Regions from separate parts of the Homo sapiens genome. Here region 1 is linked to region 2. The links are chromatin contacts, found by Hi-C or POLR2A ChIA-PET in ENCODE. All regions are on one chromosome and are shown on one strand. The core of a region is the stretch at or near the end of the contact, and the rest is flanking DNA. Distances in the headings are between cores, read along the strand shown.

Evidence for each region. A loop is a pair of places that touch in the nucleus more often than their neighbours do. ChIA-PET counts read pairs that join two places held with the same protein, here RNA polymerase II (POLR2A). Pooled maps may share reads with other maps.
Region 1: a pooled map shows a loop between it and region 2 (2.2-fold over the local background). The contact joins two enhancer-like sites. A Hi-C loop is called at or near these places in 1 of 50 pooled maps. POLR2A ChIA-PET finds 5 or more read pairs at or near these places in 4 of 52 experiments (Caco-2, HEK293, T-cell and 1 more).

The regions. Positions count from the first base shown.
Region 1 is chr17:57,809,415-57,812,450 of GRCh38, reverse strand. No RefSeq gene overlaps it. Among named protein-coding and RNA genes, the nearest start is that of MRPS23, 39 kb to the left of the region's middle. RefSeq lists an enhancer at 938-1,824. Within about 2 kb of position 1,435, at least 16 of the 41 ENCODE cell types and tissues checked have a DNase peak (open chromatin) inside an H3K27ac peak, as active enhancers do.
Region 2 is chr17:57,873,338-57,876,686 of GRCh38, reverse strand. CUEDC1 (CUE domain containing 1) reads left to right here. Exons shown (of 11, transcript NM_001271875.2): 4 at 2,970-3,096. Among named protein-coding and RNA genes, the nearest start is that of MRPS23, 25 kb to the right of the region's middle. RefSeq lists enhancers at 1-357, 358-999, 1,641-2,282, 2,283-2,923. Within about 2 kb of position 2,051, at least 32 of the 41 ENCODE cell types and tissues checked have a DNase peak (open chromatin) inside an H3K27ac peak, as active enhancers do.

The sequences.
Region 1 (3,036 bases), core at 186-2,685, 64 kb after region 2:
TTTTTTCAAAAGCCACCTCAAATCTTTTATGGAATGGTTTGGGAATTCATCAACAAATATATTAAAACTTGAATACACAATCAATACCTAGAATATCACGTTTAGGTCAAGTTTTTGACAGTCGAGTTGCAGCTTTTATATGTGCGTGTCCTGTATGTATATTATAATATAGGGAAGTGCTTACACATCAATCTGTACATGTATGACTGTTTTATAGAATTAGCTCAGTAGCTCACCTGCAAAGTTTCCAGAGGAAGAATTTGATTGGCCCACCTTGGGTCAGCTATTCACTTCTGGCCCAATCAGCTGTCACCAGGGGCAGGGGAAGGCAGGGCATCTGCAGACTGAGTGGACTTCTCACTTCTACTACTTGCTGTACATGCCTAGCACCAAGTCGCCCCTAAGCTCCTCTTTAACATCACCTGTGAGTCTGGGCTCCTTGTTCAAGGACATGCCCCACACATTCAGCGTGGAGGCCTGGAGTTGTTCACAGCACGGGCCCTGTCACTGCAGACCATGGGCGAGGGCCTCCTCCTTTGCCTCCATTTCCCTGCTCTGCTCCTCCTTTGCCTCCATTTCCCAGACCAGCAAGCACTATTTTCACGACAGGGCTCCTCAGCCCTTCCCCTTGACCTTGGAGTTCAGCCCCCCGGGTGTTTCCTTACAGGCATCGCCTTCCTGCTCAGGCCCATCTCCCCTCACCACAGGCCTCTCCACAAACCCACTCGGATATGAGCTAATGCCATTATCTTCCTGAAATTAAAATCAAGCCTCAACCTATAAAGTTTCACAGAGAGGGAATTGGGGTTGTATATTCCTGCGTTGAGCGGTATTCTATTTCAGTCATAGCATTTAATTATGATCGGTATGTTAGTGCCCATCGGAGCATAACAAATTGTCATTATGTTATTCTGCTGAGTCTAATTTAATTGGCAAGTTGTCACAAAAGCAATTATCCATCATTTATTTTGTTGCCATAACCACATCTCGAAGAGCACCTGCTGTCTGCGAGGAGAAATGCGCCACAGTCTCTCAGCCCTGGATCCAGGCCACTTATCTGACAGAAAGACATTGCTTCCCCCTTCTGATTTAAAAATATGTTCCTCATTTCCTGCTGCGGTCTCATGAATCCTCCTGGGGGAGCCTCAAAGTGCCAAAGGAAATTCATAGTCTGGGAAGTTGCCCGAGAGGTCTGCCCCGCCCTGTCAGGGGTGGGTGGGAGGCAGCGGGAGGACGCAGACCCCCGTGGAGGGCCCGGGACCCGACTGGGTCAGGCTTCGCTCCGTCAGCTGTTTCAGCGCCACCTCAGTGATGGATTTATAAATATTTGTTGCTCTTTTCTCCCCGGACAAGCCGCGTGCTCGCTCCCTGGGAGGCAGGATTGTTTGGCCACTTCACAGAGAGAGAACCCGAGGCCCAGGGAACCGAAGGCCCCCGGTCACGAGGAAAGTCTGGAGAGCGGCCAGGACCCCAGTGAAGACCTCCGGAGTCCAAAGGCTTTTTCCACTCTTTGGATCAAACATGTGCAGGCAAAACCTAGTTACTTTAGGCCTGCCAGAGTCCCAGACTGTGCCTCTGGGTGCAGGGGGGGACTGTCGTCCTAGGGCTAGATCTGATTGGCCCCATTTCACATGGAAGCATCAGGCTGAGAGCTCATGATAGCGTCTGGGACAGCGACTGCCCAATCTCCCTGGAGTCTCTGAGCCTAAATCTCTGGGAGGCCCTTTTATCCTGCTCCTACTCGGGTGCCTCTCCGTGCCTGGACTGTATCCCCCACACCCACAGGCAAGCCAAGGCAAGCAACATTGTCATACGATTTTTTTCTTCCCTGAAGCAAGGAAGATAGTCAGTCCTAAGGGACGATGAAGCCTCCAGGTCTGTCTCTGTCCTGGGGGCTGGAAGTGGGTGAAAAAATTATTGATGTTCTTGCTTCCATGATGGTCTTTTTAGCATAGTCACCAAAGAACTCGTTAAAAACACAAACAAAATAACAAACAAAAACACCACCAACAAAACAAACCAAAAACCTACCACTGTATTGCAAAGGGGATAAAGGAACCAGACTTTTAAATAAACCAGCTTTTTCTTTTGGGTCAGTCAGGTACAATTTCCAGGCTTTCTATTTGAGGGCAGTGGAAGATGACCAGCTCCCTGAACAGGCAGATCATCTCTTGCAACTCCAACAAACAAACAAACAAACAAACAAAACCCTCTCATTGCAATTGCTGATAAAATAAACTAGGGATGTTCAGACTCCTCCCTCCTGGACCAGCATTATCCCTAAAGAATGTTCCTTGTGGCTACAGAGAAATCACTTTTTCTACCACAACGCAGTGTTTAGGATCTCTGCTTACTGTGGAGGGCCCCACTTGAGCCTGAAGTTATGCAGTCGATATTGGAGCAGGAAAAAGTTGAATGTGCAAGGAGGGGACTGTGCATGTGTCCCCTGCCGGGCCCAGTTGTGGCAGAGGGTGGTGCTCTCCCACGTTGTGAGTGAGTGTGTAGATTAGTGCAAACTCTGTGGAAAGTAAGCTGGCTAAATGAGTGAAGAGCCACACAAAATGTGCGTCATTTTTGACTCATTAATTTCATTTAGGATAAACAAATTTCATCAAAAACAGAGGAAAGATGCTTGCTCTAGTTTTATTTATTTATTTATTTTTGAAATGGTGTCTCACTGTGTTGCCCAGGCTGGAGTGCAGTGGCGTGATCTCAGCTCACTGCAACCTCCACCTCCCAAGGTTCAAGTGATTCTCCTGCCTCAGACTCCTGAGTAACTGGGATTACAGGCGCCCACCACTGTGCCTGGCTAATTTTTTTGTACTGTTAGTAGAGACGGGGTTTCCCCATGTTGGCCAGGCTGGTCTCAAACTCCCGACCTCAAGAGATCCACCGCTTCAGCCTCCCAAAGTGCTGGGATTACAGGTGTGAGTCACTGCACCTGGCTGGCTATAGTGTTATTTATAATAGCGAAATCAAAGTCTGTGCTAAAGAGCAAACTGACTTGAAGCACACGGCTACAAGCAATGGGTATAT
Region 2 (3,349 bases), core at 802-3,301:
CCATCTCCAGTGCCTTGTCCAGTCCCTCCATCCAGGACATTCATTTCCAGCATTTACTGATTGCCTGCCATACGCAGGTGCTGAGCCATGTGTATGATGAGGTGGTGAGTACAGCACTCCTGAACTATGTGTGTGAACCACGTGCTGAGCCATGTGTGTGATGTGGAGGTGAATACGGTGCTGCCTGTTTGCCCACACACTGCCAAGGAGATCAGGGTCTAGGGAAGCCGAAGACACGGGGGCAGGGAAGGCTGCCAGGAGAAACTGATGTCCAGGCTGTGACCTGAAGGCCACATTGGCAGTAATGTGGAGAAGCAGAGGACAGGGAGGCGCTCAGGCAAAGGAAGGAGCACTTGCAGAGGCCTGGAGGCAGGAAAGAGGGCTCATCTGGAGACCTCCTGGAAGTACCTAACGGCGGGTGAGGCTGGAAAGGCAAGCAGATCAAAGGCCCTGTGGCCCTCCAGGGAGCTTCCGTCTTCTCTTGCAGACAGCGGGGAGCCATTCAAGGGCCTTAACCTGGAGAGCGACACGATCAGGTTCGTGTTTTAGGAATCTTCCTTTGGCTGCTGAGGGAGATCAGATTTGAGTGGGGGAATGGCCTGGCCCCCATCTGCTACCTCCAGTCACTGGGGTGCCGAGAACCTGCAGATGGGGCAGAGTTTGGGAGCGTGGGTATTGGCCTCCTAGGGCACAGAGAGGCAGGGCCACCCCGGGGAGCATGCTTCAAATGTCACAATCCCTGGGCCCAGGTTTTGCCTGGATGATGTGTGTGTCCTGGGACATGGCTTGAACCCCCTCTGGACCTCAATGTCCAGTTCTTACCAAAAATTTTACCTGGAAGTCCTGAGTCTGAAATCCCTTTCCATCAGGTCTGATGTTCCATGGGTAAACCTGGGGGTCCGATGGGGCTTGAAGTTGCAGTTTTGGGGTCCAGAGGCAGAGGCTCTGGGCTGGGAAATCCTCCCCAGCTTCTCCCTCCTTCCCCTCCCCCAGTCTGTCCTTCCCTCCATCTGTCTGAAAGACAGTCTCTGAAACCCCGGGGACCCTTCCACACAGGCCGCCTGCTGTTTTTCCGTTAAAATTACAGCCTTGGAAGTTTTTTTTTTTATTTGCGTCTCAGCTCATTTCTGACATTCCTTTCCGACCACAATGGAGTTGCCTGGGCTGCCTGTGCCCTGGCTCACGCAGCTGTGGGCTGACCTCATCTCTACCAGTGCCAGCCAAGGGGCCGGGAGGGGGCTGGGCCTGGCCTTCCTTCAGGACCACAGGCCTAGCAGCAAGGAAACTCAGCTGAGAACAGGGGCCTCCTCCACCTTGTGCCCTTCTCCACTTGGAGTCTTCATGGCTAGAGGGGTCCAGGTGCACCTCTGAGGTTCTCCCTCCACTGCTTTCCTGGGTGGCTCCGAGGTGTGGTTAAATTGGGGGTGGGCACCCATGTCCCAGATGAAGACCCTGAGACCTCAAGAACTGGTAATACCCCTGGCGAGGGTCCCTCCCTGCTGTAGCCTGGGGTGGTCTGCGAGTCCCTTAGAGATGAGGCTTCCTCTCTCCCCATCTCTGGCCTTTGGAGAAAAATGAAGCCTCCAACAGTGACAGAAGGTGGCAGTGATGTAGAAAAAAATTTGGCCTAGGAATGGGAGTCCCGGGTTGTGATGCAAGCTGCTCTCCAGACCATTCCCTCTCCCCCTGTGTCTGTGCAGGGAGAGGGTGGACGAGGCGTGCTGGGGTTCCCTTGGCTCCAGTCTGCAAGAGCTGAGCTCCCACCAGGCACTTAGCAGCTGGTTATCCCTTCTGCTGCCGCCCCCGCCCCTTCCCCTCGCCCCCGCCGCCGGCCACCCGCCCGAAATAGAAAAGGAAAGGAAGTTATTTCCATAGTCAGCGGCAGCCCGGAAAAGCTCCCCTCCAGTGAGGGGGCGGGCGGGATTCCTAGAGCTGAAGACCAAATCAAAGCCAGGCCCGAGAGCTAGAGCAGCCCCCACCGCCCGGCCCTCGGCTGCCTTCTCAGTGTGCCGTTTTCCTGATTCAGCGGAACACGTGTCCTGCGGTTGCCACGCTGCAGGCTGCCATGGAGCTGTGGGGACCTCCTGGCCGGGCTCCGAGCTGCCCTCAGGCCCAGGGCGGTAGGGCGGGAGCCTGGGGGTCAGGGAGGGTGTGTGCCACCCCCTCTTCCTCTACTGCCTTGCCCAGCTGTTGGCTCTGCCATGGCACAGAGCTCCTGCCACACACACAACGGGCCTGGAAAGAGCGGCCCCAGAGCACCCTGAGAGCGAGATCCCTTCCACACTCACATCTCCACGCACGTTTTCAGAACATTGCTCAGGACACGGCCTCCTGAGGGGCTCCCCAGCACCTGGGCAGGGAGGCAGCAGTTTCTAGATAAGGAAACCGAGCCCTAGAGGGAACAGGGGCCCACCTAAGACTACCCTGCCGGCTGGTGGTTGAGCCAGAACTGGAGCTCAGATCTGCTTTACCCTCTGTAGGGATCCTGGCGTCCCCATATGCCCCTTCCTCAGCAAACCAGCATGCAGCAGGCTGTGCTGTTGGTGGCTTATGTGTCTGTTCCTTTGGACCATACCTGTCACTCAGCACCATGAGCCTGGCACTGTGTAGGTGCTAGGATAGAAGCATGAAAGGATGCGATCCCTGCTGTCTTTAGGGGACATTTGTAAACATCTATGGCTAAATCCACAGAGTTCCACATGTGCACCGTGGACAGACAGCTCTGTAGGTCCAGAGACCTGGAAGGGCACTGAGTGACTGGAGAGCATGAATGGCTGGGGAGTTCGCTGAGGCTGGTGGAGACATCTCCAGTGATGAGACAGAGTGACGGGCCTTTGTTCTGGAGGCAGTGGAGGCCATGGGAATCTCTGAGCAGGATCCGACCTGCCTGAGGACCTGGTGTGATGGGGCCAGGAGACCTGGGGTTGGGCTTAATGACTTCCTCTTCCCTGTCACCTGCCATCCCCTAGTATCGACGCGCTGGGCTCTGGAGCCCCTACAAGCCAGAGACGCTATCGGAACTGGAACCCACCACTGCTGGGCAACCTTCCGGATGACTTTCTCCGCATCCTGCCCCAGCAGCTGGACAGCATACAGGTAACAGGGGCCGCCCCCGCCTTCCACTCCCACCTGCTTGTCCAGCATCTCTCTTTGCCCACACAATTTGTGCCAGCCAGTTTTACTTCCTGATGTTTAAACCCAGGCTGAGCTATTTCTGTTGCCCTGGGTTCGTAGGGCAGGAATGCTGAACTGAAAGCCTCACTTCCTGCCTGGGCCTGGAGGTTTCCTGTTCTATCCAGGGAAGGTGACAGCCTAAGGAGGCTGTCTGCTGCAGCAGTCACCTCAGGCT